Regions from separate parts of the Homo sapiens genome. Here region 2 is linked to region 1. A link is a loop called in an ENCODE intact Hi-C map of the cell type or tissue named here. Cell type or tissue: mammary epithelial cell. All regions are shown on one strand. Links, peaks and the distances in the headings refer to the core of each region. The heading gives the core; the rest is flanking DNA.

What was found. A loop is a pair of places that touch in the nucleus more often than their neighbours do. Peaks named below come from ENCODE experiments on the same cell type or tissue, not always from the same donor. Only the 100,000 strongest peaks of a DNase experiment are listed, where the experiment ranks them.
Region 2: a loop joins it to region 1, with 2.0 times the contacts of the local background. A loop is called at or near these places in 3 of 110 quality-filtered maps.

Annotation. Positions count from the first base shown.
Region 1 is chr14:54,588,050-54,596,385 of GRCh38, reverse strand. All of the region lies in intron 2 of SAMD4A (sterile alpha motif domain containing 4A), which reads right to left. Among named protein-coding and RNA genes, the nearest start is that of SAMD4A, 25 kb to the right of the region's middle. In mammary epithelial cell, for the core only: no CTCF peak of the experiment used is centred there; DNase peaks (open chromatin) are centred at 2,425, 4,735 and 7,115; H3K27ac peaks cover 1,009 bases.
Region 2 is chr14:54,673,531-54,681,866 of GRCh38, reverse strand. All of the region lies in intron 2 of SAMD4A (sterile alpha motif domain containing 4A), which reads right to left. Among named protein-coding and RNA genes, the nearest start is that of SAMD4A-AS1, 10 kb to the left of the region's middle. In mammary epithelial cell, for the core only: no CTCF peak of the experiment used is centred there; DNase peaks (open chromatin) are centred at 4,376 and 7,326; H3K27ac peaks cover 2,184 bases.

The DNA of each region.
Region 1 (8,336 bases), core at 119-8,118:
CTCGAACTCCTGACCTCAGGTGATCCACCTGCCTCGGCCTCTCAAAGTGCTGGGATTACAGGCATGAGCCACTGCGCCCGGCCCCTTTCCTTGTTTCTTTAGGACTAGGAGTGGTGATGGCGTTCTTCTGTTGTTATTTCTGGTATGCTTTGCCAACTCGTGTTGATTTCCCTGAATCCTGCCTACATCTTTGTTAGTAGCTCCATTATTTAGGTCTCCTCAATTACCTCCTTTGAGAATACCACCTCTTTCCTGCCAGGACCTGACGGGTACTCTTCCCACGCCACATACCATTATCTAGTTACCACACTAAATTGACAAGACCAAGATCCTTCTCTACCAGACCTGGGAGTCTAATTCCACAGAGGAAGAGATCCACTAGTGAGGCCACTTCAATTCTATTTTTTCTAGGTTGAAAAGATACTATTTCTTGAATCTTTCATGAACTCTAATTTCCAAATCACAGTTCTGAATTACTAAGATCCTTAGACTATCAGTCCCACTCTGGAACAGTTAAAATGAAAAGCAAAAAACTAGTATCATCCCATTAAAAATACAATTTGGAAATCATGTATGCTCCATGGGACAAAGATCTTTTTCTTACACTTTCCTAAAATGCCCACATAAGAATGTTAATAATTTTTCACAATTTTTGAATGAGAACTGTCACTTAAATATGTTATATTGAAGCTTTTCCTCTCAGTTAACCCCATTCAACACTTTTAGTACCCTGCTTAATCCAAGTATCTAAATATCTAAGTATCGTAAACTAAAAATCTGCATTAAGAGGGACACTAGAGTGAACCTCCTCCCCTCCGAAGGCTGTTCCTTGGTTCCTTGTATTGTAGTTAGGAGTGTAAGGACATTAGTCTGCCTTACTAGATTTTTTTAGTTCGTTTAATCATTTATTCAACATATATATACATACAGTATATATTTTTTATATATTATAATAATATATATATAAATAAACACATGTATACATATATATATATGGCACCAGCCCTGTACCCATTTTGACTCTGCCGCTATGAAGATAAGAGGACTCTGACCTCAAGGAATTCAACATGTATGTGATTGTATACTTATAAGATAGTAAGATAAAACTCTAGTGAAGATGTGCTCAAATGTGAGAAGAAAATCACTGAGATTTGCTAAGACAGTCTGTAGAGTGAACTAAAATGGCTATACCTGAGAAGTGACCTTTGTGTTGGGAAATGAAAGCTGAGAGAGATGTCGTCAGATGGAAGAGAGGAAGGTATTCCAGATGAATGGAAAAGCATTTGCGACACACCAAAGAACGACAGGGGCAAGTTTTATAAGTTTGTACTCTTAATATTCATGGCACAGAGTAGGTATTTTTTCAATGAATGAATAAAATGGGATTTCACATTGCAAAAATGTCATTGTCTTCATTATTTAAAGTCCTGTTAGGGTAGCAATATAATTAATCATTCATGGTTGGCCCTAAACTGGAAATAGACCTTGTAAGATGTATTATTTGAAGTGGCTCCAAAATCAAAAGAAAAAAGTGTTAATGTCAGCCATGCATATTTCCGTCACTTAAATTCCAATGCAAAAATTATGCACCAATAAGTTGCTGATATGTTAGTATGTCTGAGACTAGTTTAATATTTTAAATTCATTCATGATTTAGTCATCTTGTAGTAGTGACTGTTTTAATGTGTTCCCAAGGGAAAAAGTACAACCACCAATTAAATCTGATTCAGTGATAAAAATTTAACCTCTGAATACTAATAAAAATTTGGGCTTTTACACCTCCCTTTTCTTAAGCTTTCCCTTCCACTACAATTTCCATATCCAACAAGTTCTGTCCTGCTGTTTGTACTTATCATCTTACTTCTAGCCAGGAGAAACTGCATGTGGTCTGTATACTTCAAAGGTCTGAACATGCTCTGATTATCTAATTAACACTTGCAATTTTAAAAGTAGCTTTTTTTTTTTGAGACAGTCTCATGCTGTCACCCAGACTGGAGTGTAGTGGCATGATCATGGCTCACTGCAGCCTTGATCTCCTGGGCTCAAGCAATCCTCCTACCTTGACCTCCCAAAGTGCTGCAATTACAGGCATAAGCTATCACACTCAGCCAAAGAGTGGCATTTTCGTTCTGTACCTTATGCAGATAATATACACTTAATAGGCAGAAAGAAAACCAAGAAGAGCATAAACAGAGCTGTTAACAGTGTTCATTTAGTGGGGAGGTCTGTGGTTATGGAAGACTTTTACTTTCTATGTTATCTACCTCTATTATAAATTTATGAAAATGTACTTTTTTTTTAATAGCAATCATGTTTTACTTCTGCAACAGAAGAAACAAAGACATTTTCTTAGAGTAGGTAGGTAGGCACATGAGTCATCTTCCTGTATATGATCTGGTCTGAAAATTTCAACAAATACTACAGAAGAAATCCCATCAGAACTAGGACAACAGCACTCCTTCCTTCCTTTTCACAAGGCACCAGTAATACCACCGCTCTGATTCTCCCCCACTTGGCTCATCCTCCCATGCCTCTCTCCTGGCCAGACCTAAGAAGACCATCTCTCCCCACTGCCTGAGAATGCACCTCCTTAAAAGAGGAGCTGCTGGGTGTTTTTAATACCAAATATACTTATCAAAATATACATTTAAATCAGCTTGAGGAAAACACTCATACATATTGGTTTCAAGTGCACTTTTAGCTTAGTGACTATTCCAGCCTTTAGAGGGGGGCCATTTTTCAATCAAAATTAAGCGAAACTAAGCATTTGTAAAATCATTTTCCATAGGGTAAAGATGATAATTTACAGGATTTCATTTCTCCTGAAATCATCTCCTCTTTCCTTCTTGTATTTGCCCCTAAATCACCTAGAAAGTAAATATCATCTTCTTACATTGCCAGTTTTCAGTTTTATCTAAAAAATGAATAGAAAAACCTGTTGTTGTAATTCACTGAGACCCATTCTGGCTAACACAAGAAATAGTTGATGGATGGAGAAAAGAAAATGACAAATAAACCAGCCACAGATATGAAATACAATAAAAACCCCAGAATACGAAACTAATAGTAATCAAGAATTACTTAATGATGAAGAAATTAATTAGGTTCTCCAGGAAGGAAGAATAGTAATTGTGACCAGAAGAACAAAAACATAAGCATCTATAATTATAGAAAACTAGAAATCATCTAAATTTTCAGTAACAGAGAAATGGTTAAATAACATATATATTATCCAAACAATGAATGGCATGCATCCATTACAAATAGCACATTCAGAATGGCAGAATGCTGATAATTACTGAAGCTGAATGTTGGGTATTTAGGGGTTTATTATATCATTCTATTTTTTCTATGTCTAAAATTTTCCATAAAACATGTTTTCTAAGACTATTTAGTGACATTGGAAAATGCTCATAATATAACATTAAATGAAATGTGAAGGAAAAGCAAAATACAAACTGTATAAAGTACTTGATTCCTACATTGTTAAAAACACGCATAAACATAAAGATGACGGCCTAGAAGGAAATGTTCTAAAATAAGAGGCAATGCGTGGCTCTGGGTGGCAGGATCAATGATGATGATTTTCTTCTTTTACTTCTCTGTATTTAAAAATGTGTTAACAATGGCCGGGTGCGGTGGCTCACGCCTGTAATCCCAGCACTTTGGGAGGCCAAGACAGGGGGATCACGAGGTCAGGAGATCGAGACCATCCTGGCTAACATGGTGAAACCCCATCTCTACTAAAAATACAAAAAATTAGCCAGGCGTGGTAGCGGCCACCTGTAGTCCCAGCTACTTGGGAGGCTGAGGCAGGAGAATGGCGTGAACCCGGGAGGCAGAGCTTGCAGTGAGCCGAGATCGCACCACTGCACTCCAGCCTGGGCGACAGAGCGAGACTTGGTATCAAAAAACAAAAAAAGAAAAAAAATGTGTTAACAATGCAAATGTTTCACTTCGGTAATAAGCAAAATGATAGACAGGAAAGGATACATATTTGGGGAAGGAAAGAGGAGAAGAAAGTGTAGCATGTGTGTGAGCTTGCCAGATGCAAAGTGTTTGTAGACACTGCATGGGATGAAAAGAAGACTAAGACAAGTTTACCACAGGAAAGGAGCTTACAAACCATTTGAGGAGACAACTTAAACATAAGGTACTCAATGCTACCAGAATGTAGATAAGTGTTGAAGGAGTTCTTACAATTGCTAGGGTAGTTCAAAAAAATAGAAAGTCACAGAGCTATGGTGGTCAAGGAAGAATAAACGATGACCTCGCTCAGCTGCCAGGGAACAGGGCTCTGACGGATGGGTGGGATGCACATGGGGAGGGGGAAGAGGGGGGAGCTTTGAGGAGGAAGGGCAGTTTAAGCTTAAGGCACGCACACATGGAGGAAAAGGGAAAAAGGCACACAAAGCAAGTCACTTTGACTGAAACAGGGCTCATGGAGAAGAGTGGTGAGACATATGGCTGCAAAACTAGGTTAGAGAGAAGGCTTTCAACCCCATCAGACTCCAGGCCCCCTCTGCAATCCTGAAATGAGAAATCACAGACAATATAACCTAATCTGCATATAATTTTAATAAATCAATGCTATGACCTAGTTGCAATATAAAGGAGAAATAAAAGGGAAAGAACTTATAATGATACAATATACACTACACTATGTAAATGTCCAGGCACAGGAGCTGTAGAAAACACAATGAGGTAGTCAGCTTCTTGCCCCTAGGCTACAATCACCATGAATGGGGCAGCTACACATGCTGACTGATACGCCAATTTCAAAACCACAAGTAATGATGCCAACATGGGAAACAACTCCTGGTAAAGTCTCAAAAAAAACAAAACAAAAAAAAAAAAACAAAATACAGGATTCCCTCCATTTAAATTGTGCAAAAAATACCTTTTGCTTATAGAGATCATTTAGGCTCTGATGACTACCAATAAATTTTTTATTTCTCTGTTGCCTGGCAGGCATTTGAAAGTCAAATGGGATGTGGAGCAATTGCCCTGTACATTGCCTGATTTCTAGCACCCTTGGCACCACCCACTAAATGCCAATGGCAAACCACCCCCTAATACTGTGAAAACCACGAATACATCCACAAATTTCTAAAGTACCCCTAGAGGCTAGGAATACCCTTGCTGAGAACCCCAGGGATAGAGCTAGAGTCAGCATTTCTCACTAGGGGCACCACCATCATTCTGGGCAGGACAGCTTCTCTTGTGGACAACTATCTCATGTATCGCACGACGTACCCCTATCATTCTGTGCTAAAAGCCAATCACGGTGACAGCCAGAAAAATAGCCCCTCATTCATCCTCTTTGCATGCTACCTCTGAGAGACGATGACCAAGATCTTGGAAGGCTTGAGTGACAAGCTGCTTCAGCAATTGAGGGGAAAAGTCTGAGATAAGAAACTCTGATTTTAAAAACTTTTAAATTCCTCTATGATGCAGCTCTCAGAAAACTAAGCTTCAGTATTATGTGATTATTAAAGCAGAAAAAGAAAACTATAATAAAAGCACCCTTGAACATTTACTAACATTTGACTATTTCTCAAACCCTAAGGTGGCCTTTGGCTACTTCTGAAAAAAGCTAGGTGCTGGAAAGCATGCTACCTGGTAGTCTGGGGAATACACAGCTCATGTGTGGAGCACATCTGGGTTTTTATGCCACTCATGGGAAGGTCATGAAAAGAATGCAATGTCACTCCCTAGAAGGACTCAGCACAGCTGACAGAGAGACTACCACCAGCTAGGAGAGGAGAAGAGAGGAGAGGAGAGGGAGGGATTCAAAGACACTCAGGAAAGAGAAAAGGGAAGATAAAGCTGCCTACACAGCATCTTCCCACCTTTTATAACCTAGGCTCTTCTTAAATATTCCATTTATTTTTTGAGACAGGGCCTCACTCTGTCACTCAGGCTGGAGTTCAGTGGCACAATCTTGGCTCACTGCAGCCTCGACCTCCTGGGCTCAGGCGATCCTCCCACCTCAGCCTCTCAAGTAGCTGCGGCTACAGGCACACACCACCATGCCCAGCAAATTTTGTTTTGTTTTCCGTAGAGATGAAGTCTCACGATTTTGCCCAGGCTGGTCTTGAACTCCTGGGCTCAAGCAATCCTCCTATGTTGGCCTCCCAAAATGCTGGGGTTACAGGCGTGAACCATGAGAACTTTCTGTCCTTTCCCCTGCTTTATTTTTCTTATAGCACTTTTCACCATTGACAGTGCCAGACACATCACAAGCATGCAAATATTCAGTGAATTAACTCATTCAACAAATATTTATTGTGTGCCTGCTATATCCCACAAACTATTTTTTTATGCTAGAGAAAAAGCAGTCAACAAAATCGACAGCACCCTCATCTCATGGACCTTACGTTCTAGCATACGGTTTGGATGATAAACAGATATGTAATGTAATATGCCATGTGGTAATAAACAGCATGAATAAAATAATTCAGGGCAAGAGGTTTAGAGAGATGGTTGGGAAGGCTTTTCTGAGAAGGAGACATATAAGCAGAGACCTGAAGGATGTGAAGTAAACCATGCAGACATTGAGGCAGTCGATCAGAGGGAACTCCTGCCTTATATGAAAATTAAAGTAAAGATATCATGATTAACAAATCATGCAAGATAAATCAGGGCAATGGACTTTGCTTTCAAACTAGGGAAGGGACTGTGTCTTGTATACAGCTGGACTCTCAACCTCTAACACAGTATATGTTCTTTTGAAAAACATGTTCCGAATAGGCACAAAATAAAAATTAGTGAATGAATGAATGAGTGAATAACACAAGCCACCTTTTTCCCTCCCCAAAAGACATACGTGCTTCCCACACAGAGAATCACTGGCTCTAGTGGATGTTAATATCAATAGGCTTATTACATAATTTTGCTCATAGTTGAGTCTTGCTACTTATATTGCTAACATAAACTTGAGGCAGAATGGTCCAAAAAAAATCAACATGGAAAATCCAACCAAAATATCTATACCACACATGGCCATAAAATTTAGACTCATGGGAGTAAAAACATGAGGCTTTTTGACCCAGTAGGTGTCTGTGAATCAGAGAACTATCATCTTTGAATAACCCATGGCAGTCACTGTTTCCATCCTCATCTCCAGTCATTCCTGATAGATGAGCGTGTAAATTACTCCATCTTCAGAAAATTTCACCCACAATGAATCGTTTATCCATTGTAACTCTTGTCCCACCTCTAATGTGTCTTAAGTTGAAATAAAATAGACCAAAATCCAAATGTAAAACTTTCTAAGATAAGGGTGCTAATTTGAGCTCTTTGATATACTGTTTAAACAGACAATGCAAGTACGAAAATGTTATAATTCTTAATATATACGTTGTATACATTTTAATAACTTAAAACTCTTCTGAGAGGATTAAACTAAAATTGAGCAGTTCCTCTTCCTTCCTTCTGTTAAACTTAACAATACCATCCAAGGGAAGAAAATACACTTCTAATAGAAACATCATTTGCTCTTAAAAATCCTTTTCCTGTCAATAGACTGCATAAAAATGTAAACTTCCAAACATCAAATATACAAAATGGGGGGAAATCCATATATATGACAAAGAGTGCTAATAAATTAATAAGAAAAAACAAATGTTCTCATGGAAAAGGAGACAGAAGAAAAAATAAAAACTACTAGACCATAAATATATGAAAAAGTATCACCAAAGAAATGTATCTGAAAATAATGACAGCCTCTTCAATCAACAAGGGTTTCTTTTGTTTGTTTTTAACAATATCCATTGTAGAAAAGAGTGTACAAAAAAAATACTTAAATGTTCACAGGAGCACTCATTGGCCCAATCTTTCAGAAGGATGTCATGGTTAGCATTAAATGCCTACATCAAAAAGTCTGAAAGAGCACAAATGGACAATCTAAGGGCACACCTCATGGAACTGGAGAAACAAGAACAATCCAAACCCAAACCCAGCAGAAAAAAAGAAATAACAAATATCAGAGCAGAACTAAATAAAATTAAAACAACAACAAAAAAAAAATACAAAAGATAAATGAAACAAAAAGCTGGTTCTTTGAAAAGATAAATAAAATTGATAGACCATTAGCGAGATTAACCAAGAAGAGAGAGGATCCAAATAAGCTCAATTAGAAATGAAACAGGAGATAATACAACTGATACCACAGAAATAATAAAAGACTATTCAAGGTTATGAACACCTTTACAGGCTTAAACTAGAAAACCTAGAGGAGACAGATAAATTCCTGGAAACATACAACCCTCCTAGATTAAACCAGGAAGACACAGAATCTCTGAACAGACCAATAACAAGCAGCGAGATTGAAA
Region 2 (8,336 bases), core at 224-8,223, 85 kb before region 1:
TTAAACCGCTTATCTTTTGGGAGAGTTCCAATTCTTACTTTGTTTGAACTTAAGCCCTGCTAAACTCATCTCCCTGCATATTTTTCATTTGGGGCTCCATCAAAAAACTAATTAAAATAAAAAAGTTTTCTAAAAGGCAGGGCGTGGTGGCTCACACCTGTAATCCCAGTACTTTAGGAGGCCAAAGTGGGAGGATCACTTAAACCCAGGAGTTTGAGACCAGCCTGGGTAACATAGGGAGATACCATCTCTATAGAAGATTTTTAAAAATTAGCTGGGCATAGTAGTGCATGCCTGTAGTCCCAGTTACTCAGGAGGCCAAGGTGGTAGAATTGCTTGAGTCAGGGAGTTCAAGGCTGCTATGAGCCATGATCATGCCACTATACTCCAGCCTGGGTAACAGAGCGAGTCCGCATCTCCAAAAAGAAAAATAAATAAAGTAAAATAATCAGTGTCTCATGAGCATAATGATCAATACACACACACACAATCACATTTACCTATTTAATCTCTGCTTTCATGTCTGATTAGTATCTATCATCTGTGGAGTACTTTTTTCAAAAGTGGGCAAGATCTCTTTCTAAACATTATCACATCTCAAATGCAAGACAAGTGGGACTGTGGTGAGGAAACTGAGGCTCATCGTGGTGAAGTGACACACGGTTGGGGGGTTGGGGGGCTGGGGGGCTGGAGGGGGGGTCTTTCTGCAGCCTTACTCCTGGTTCCCAGCCCAACAGCTGGTCCCCCATCGGTTCACTGCTGAGGTTAAGCTGATGCTTGCTGGAAGAAAGGTCTGCACAGCGAAGCCTTACAGTTTCACTTACGTTCTTGGTTCTCTTACAAAGGAATCTAAACCTTGACGGACATTAGAAATTTAATAATAGTTTAAGAACAAATCCCAGCATGTCTCCAAAGCAATACAGAATCAAATTCTGAAAGCAAATAAGATCCTGCTTTATTCTTCTCTCTCTGGCTCCGCTGGCAGGGTGGGAGTGAATCGGGTGTGTCGAGTGAGGGGAGAAGAGACTCCAGAACATACCATTATGATTATCTAACAATAACAACACTCTTACTGGCAGTGTCCTCTGAAAAGATTAACATGAGGTTTCTTTTACTCTACATGGCAACAAGCTTCTGAAGAAAATACAGTAAAAATATAAACCGCTTAACTACCAGTGATGCTGGTTTCTTTAAGCTTTCTTAAAACCTTAACATTATAAACTGAGGAATGTGCTGAAATATGCTGGAAGTTTCTTGATCTTGTTTCAACTAATAGTCACTTTTCAATTTCTCAGAAAAGGATATTTAACAAATACGGCCAAACTTAAGTAACTTCAATTTCATTAATTTTCTCTTAAAACAAACCTATCAAAAAGTAATGACACAGGAAAAGAATAGCCCCAATACCCATATTGCAACCCTAAACATCATCTACTCACAGTCCAGAAACATACTCAATCTGTCTTTCAGTAACAGACCTGAAAATTACACCACATTGGTAAGAAGCAACTCCACTGCAGATGTGTTAAAAAATGAGTGGCAATTCAGGCCCAATTCACCATGGGTTGTTTTAATAATTTTTATTTTCTGAGCAGTGACTTTTTTCAAATAGAAAATCTGGCAATTGTATTAAAACCAATACTGTTAATTTTCACTTATATAGTTCTTAGTCTACAACTACATGAAGCCTAAGAAAAGATTTCTGTATAAAGAAAAATGTAGTGACCTCAGGCAAGCCTGTGAGATTTTTCCAACAGACACAACAAGGGAATAAATGGTGGGGGGAATTGGGCATGAGCCACCCATGATCTGAAGATAAGGGAGTGTGGCCCCGGTAGGACTGTGAGCACACATGCTCCATCTTTTCTTGATGCACACACCTGTCCACGATCATTTGGCTTCCAAATCCTCGAGGTCACTATCCCATCATGTCCTATCTTAGGCCCAGACAGAATCCTCTTGTCAAATCTTGAAGACTTTCAAACAGAAGTATTACTGTATACACATTCTGAAATGGATTTGATGAGCAGAGGGAAGAGTTACTGTGCAGAGACCAGGAATGCAAAAGGGGTCAGTTCAGAGTTGTCTCCCAATTGCAGACAGGACCTCAGGGACACAGCACTTGGTTCTAGCTCTGGGAATGTAATCTCTTGTGCCTCAGTTTCCTCCTATTAAAAATACACAAAATGGTCTTCCATCACCCGCCACTTCCAAAGGATGACATGGAAAACAATGGTTTGTGCATCTAAAGACTTAGTACTGGGATAATGATAGGCATTCACTTTGGATGCCCTCATTTAAAGACCTTCACTCCTATAAACTAAGGCCTCCACTTCCATGCAGGCCTCAGGGTAGCCATGGAAACTTGGTCTTTGCCTGGCATCCCGCATCATCTGGAAAGGGGAGAACATGCTTACACGTTCTTGGTTGCAGATTGGTATTTTTGGCATTTTTAGAAAAGACTAGACTGTTTTTCATATAATTCATTTCTCATAATATTAGCACTTGTGTTTTAAGAGCACATAGCAAGGAGCTATTGTTAGAGAAGCCAGGATCAGAATCAAGTGGCTAAGTGATAAGGGATACTGCTCATGCTCTTCTCTTGCTTCTAAATGTCTGCTTTCTAGCAGCTCCAGAATATTCCTGGTCCAATGCATTGTAGACACATTAGAATCACCCAAAACAACTTTAAATATTTGACCTCCTGCTATAATCTCCAAAAATGATAGAAAAAAACCCAGCTTATCTGCGAGTTTCCCCAAAGTCCTACTAGTCTGTCATAAACAAAATCCAAATCCGAGTCAATAAAACATAAGTGTTCAAACTGTCTGTCTTCCTTGTTTCCCCCACTTCTCCCTGCTATCTCTTGGCTATTTACTATTTTTAAACCTTACATAGCACAGAGAAAGAGGAATGGCATTTGAATGAAGTTTGGAGACAAGATCGAGTCCACAAGAAGGTAGCATAAAAGGCTGGGATTATGCAGGGTTTCAATTATCCATGCTTTCCCTAAAGATCAGGCCGGGCGCGGTGGCTCACGCCTGTAATCCCAGCACTTTGGGAGGCCGAGGCGGGCGGATCACGAGGTCAGGAGATCGAGACCATCCTGGCTAACACGGTGAAACCCCGTCTCTACTAAAAATGCAAAAAATTAGCCGGAAGCGATGGCGGGCGCCTGTAGTCCCAGCTACTCAGGAGGCTGAGGCAGGAGAATGGCGTGAACCCGGGAGGCGGAGCTTGCAGTGAGCCGTGATCGCGCCGCTGCACTCCGGCCTGGGCGAAAGAGCGAGACTCCGTCTCAAAAAAAAAAAAAAAAGATCATATATTCCATACCCCTCCCCACCTGACCTACACACACACACACACACACACACACACACACACACACACACACACACACACACACACACACACACACACACACACACACACAAATGGTGACTGCCCAAAATACGACACATTGGTATTAGAGAAAACAGCAGAATTAGGAAGGTCACTTTTAAATTCTCCTCCCTTCTCCCCTGAGGCAGGTCATAAAACCTTCATTCTAGAGGTACCCTCCCTGTACCTGGAGGAAAGGAACATCCTTATTTTTAACGACACAGAGATGCCAAGAAGAATCTGAACAAACAGGCCTTGCTAAACTCCCTTAAGTTTATTACCATTAGATCACATCCTTTTGTCCCCCAATCATACTTCTGCACAACTGTGCATTCTTTATCAAACCTAAGCATAAAATATGCAGATTTCTCTGTTTCTTTGGGTCTTCTTTTCTGAAGCCTCCCATGTCATGCAAAACTTATATTTGAATTAATTTGTATGCTTTTCTCTTGTTAAAATCTGTCTTTTGTTGTAGGAGCCTCAGCCACGAACCTAGTGTTGGGAAAGAAAGATATTTCTTTTCCTTTACGATTGATAGACAGACAGACAGAATGAATGAATGCAAATTGCTGAAGAACATTAGAAGCTATTTAGAAAGGATTCAGATACTAGTGTAAACCCCAAAAGACTAATTCAATAGAAAAAAATGCCCTTTTAACCAAACAATTCCAACATAGGAGAGAATGTTCCTCTTTCTTCAAAGCCAAATATTTTACTATGTTTTATAAGACTAATTAAAACAATATTGTGGTATTCGAGAATGTGTGGGTTATGGAGAGGAACAATCTGCCCCACAAAAATCTTCATTTCATCAAGCAAACACCACATCTATGGTGAGAGTTATGCAGGATCCTCGGAGACTTTTGCTTTGTTTCATTAACATTCACATATCCACTTGGTAAGAACCGTAGCTTGGAACTACGATTTCCATTACAAAGCCTCTGAAATGCCAGGAATGAGTCATGGCATTGTGCAGCCTGGGCAGTGCACTGATTTTCTCCATTAACCAGGCGTACATTCTGACAACTTCCAGGAGAAAGCTGAATGAGTCAGTTTCAGGAATAAACCACATTAGAATACTATGTGCGTGGAGGAGTTAGGGTAATAGGGATTGGTTTTTGCTGCTGTTTTGTTCTTTTAAAACAGAAATATTCATAAAATTCATTTCTCTGAAGATAGCAAAATAACATAGATCCACCCAATTATAAGGATTCTAACACCATGACCAATTTGGTTGCCCAAACATTACAAAGTGTAGTAAAACTGCTAGGATCAAAAATAGCTTTTCAAGGACAGTCCCACAGCCCCCTTAACACAGAGAACACTACCTCTGAACCACTTCCAAACACCTTCTCCTTTCCTGATTTTCTTCTTTGGGTGTCTTACACCACCTGACTTTCACAGAGAAATGGGAAGTCAGGAGATAACAAGTTAGATAACTAAACGACGGAAACACATGGCCAGAATTCAGGCAGAGCATGTGCCGTGTTTCAGCAGGAACAACAAACCTGACTATAAAAATGGATCTCTGGCTTCAGTGGGAAGCAAAATGCATAATGCAAGGCTCTAGACTGCGAGGATCTCTTCTGCATCCTGTCATGTTCCCTGCTGCCATTTCGGTTTTGGAAATTGGAGTCCAAATCTCTTTAACCCTACACGTTCTTGAGAATTGCTTACTGTGTTTATGAGATGAAGGCCTAAAGCATTGTCATCCTGGACCACCTACTAAATAAAGAAATCAGCAATATTAGAAGGCTAGCAATTTCCTGGCAAGGTGGAAATATACTGAAAGAACTAAAAGCAGAATAGGCACAGTGGTTCACGCCTGTAATCCCAGCACTCTGGGAGGCTGAGGCGGGTGGAACACCTGAGGTCAGGAGTTTGAGACCAGCCTTGCCAACATGGTGAAACCCTGTCTTTACTAGAAATAAAAAAAAAAAAATTAGCTGGGTGTGGTGGCTCGTGCCTGTAGCCCCAGCTACTCAGGAGACTGAGGCAGGAGAATCGCTTGAACTTGGGAGGCGGAGGTTACAGTGAGCCAAGCAAGATTGTGCCACTGCACTCCAGCCTGGGTGATAGAGCAAGACTCTGTCTCAAAGAAAAGAAAAGAAAAAAGAAAAGAAAGGAAAGTACTAAAAGCATAAAATGGTTAACATCTTTTTAGAACTTCTGATCTTGTTTGAAACCAATACCATAGGATGATTTGAAAACTGAGTACAACCATGAAAAATGGAGATATCTGAATACGCCAAAGGCACTTTTAATACCAAAATGAGAGGTGAAGTAGTTAGGGTGACTGTCAGGAGCCAGTACATCTCAGATCGAACATGGAGCTGCTGTGGTATTCAGGGGCTCCTTTGTACAGGATCATACTCAGTTGTTCTCCATCTTTCTTAGTATTGAGTCGCGGCCTTGCTTTTTCTTTTTTTGGATTTGGCCTCTAATGTTTAGGCACGAGTCAGCACACACAGATGAATAGATTAACTGAGCTAATTTAAGGGAGCCCTCCCGTGGAAGGATTCTTTTTTAGCCTTCTATATTTAGGCTAAGGTTTGTGCCTGTGCAAGACACTGACTGAAGAACTGAGTTTTCCAAACCTCACGAGCAAGGACTCTCTACCGTGAGATCTTCCTAACAAACCTCTCACTTGTTCATGGGAGCTCTGATGTCCCCATAACCACAGAGTATTAAAACAGGCCAATTATGGCAAGCTCATTTGTACTGCAGGGTGACTCTCGCCTCACTTTCAAAAATGTGGTGAGCACATACTGTGTTGGTATTCAGGCTAGTGAATATCCCTATCTGGTGAAACTCGATAAAACTTAATTTGATATGACAACTCTATTGAATTCTACCAGAAGCAATCACTTCAATTAAATCACACAGTTCCTAAATCTCACATTTAGTAACAAAGTAAAGACTTTGAAGCTCTCCCCTGCTGCAACATTGTTTCTCATGTCCTTACACTATTGCTTAGTCAGACCTAAAGCATAGCTAAGGAATAAGTTTAAAGTTTGACTCTCAAGCAAAAATTTCAAAGGTTCTGTGACTTGTTGGTCATAAAATAAGCTGCTCTCCATGGTAGGGGATTCTCTGCCTTTTTTTTTTTTTTTTTTTTGGAGACGGAGTTTCACTCTTGTTGCCCAGGCTAGAGTGCAATGGCACAATCTCGGCTCACTGCAACCTCCACCTCCTAGGTTCAAGTGATTCTCCTGCCTCAGCCTCCTGAGTAACTGGGATTACAGGCGCCCGCCACCACGCCCGGCTAATTTTTATATTTTTAGTAGAGACGGGGTTTCACCAGGTTGGCCAAGCTGGTCTCGAACTCCTGACCTCAGGTGATCCACCCGCCTCAGCCTCCCAAAGTGCTTGGATTACAGGCGCGAGCCACCATGCCTGGCCTTCTGCTTTCTTTTAAAATCTCTCCCTACTGAGCCAACCACAGTGGCTCACACCTGTAATCCCAGCACTTTGGAAGACTGAGGTGGGACGATCGTTTGAACCTGGGAGCTCGAGAGCAGCCTGGGCAACACAGTGAGACCTCATCTCTACAAAAAATAAATTTCAAAATTCGCTGGGCATCATGGCACGGGCCTAATATTCCCAGTACTCAAGAGGCTGAGGTGGGAGGATCACTTGATTTCCAGGAGGTTGAGGCTGCTGTGAGCCGTGATCATGCCACTGCACTACAGCCTGGGTGACAGAGTGAGACCCTGTCTCAAAAATAAAATAAAATCTTTCCCTAGCCCACTTATTTGAGTATCATTTAGGGCATAGGTAATGCTAAGGGATCTACCACATTGTCACAATGATAAGAATGTCAATAGATTCTCTTCTCATGTCTTTGACATTTAAAGACATCTGTAGAAAGGTAGACACCATCTGTGTCCTCCTGCTGGCAGAGACTAAACGCCTGCATGGTAGAAACCACACCAGTAGAAACCACACCAGTATCTACACCAGTATCTACACCAGTTTCTACACCAGTAGAAACCACACCAGTACCTGACCAGTGTCAGAAGGGCCTTTAGAGAACAGAATCAATTATCCATTGCCTTCTCTTTTGTTTCACAAATTCTTGGGCATGCCGAAGAGGTCAAGTTTTGAACAAGCTGCTTTTACAGTCTTACTTTTTTAGAGAACCTCATGCAAAAAATTTAAAAGCAAAAAGCAACTTAAAGGAGCAGCAAAACTCCTGCCCTTCCCTCCCTAAAAATGGAATAAACTTACTTGGCAGTATCTCTGCTGCCACTGAATATATTTACTGCTTAAATGAGACAAACCTCTTGCCAGGCTTCTTGCCGACTCTGCAGGGACCTAGGCCTCCTTTGCATAAACACTTCTTTCCAGAGAAAAGAATGAGAATGCCACACTTTAATATTTTGGCATTCCTTGTTGGATTCAAGTGGAATGCTAAAATGGATTTAGGTCCCAGAGGAGAGAAGTGAATGAATTTTCATCACTCCCCCGACTTAATTCTATGTGCCCTAAGCGTGGCGTCTGATGACTCAGAGTAGGTTCCATGCTCAGATAGAGGCATCAAACGCTTCAGAAAGTAGGGAAGAGTGGCCTCCAGAGTTCAGCTCTCAAAAATAAACCAATCCAGATCCATGAGCTGAGGTCTGAAGTTTAAGAGCGATAGCCATTACTATTTACACAGACAGAAGACCGAAATTTGATCTCCCTTCAGCTCAGTCAATAAGATGACCGGAAGAAGTGCTAGGCTCTCTCTTCTTAGACTCAGCTGCCTAAGGCCCTGTAGATGGCCTGCTGGGGCTGGGCTGCTGCTCCCTCCTAAGGGCTGCAGAGCCCTCCCACCCCTGCCCACAGGACCCAGGGCTTCGGTAGACAGCTTTGTCCCAGTGATGCCTGGGCATCCCGAAAGCAGGTGAGAATTCAGTGGACTTCCAGAGTGTTCCTTCTAAGCAGCTGAGAGGTTAAATGAAACCAGTCCA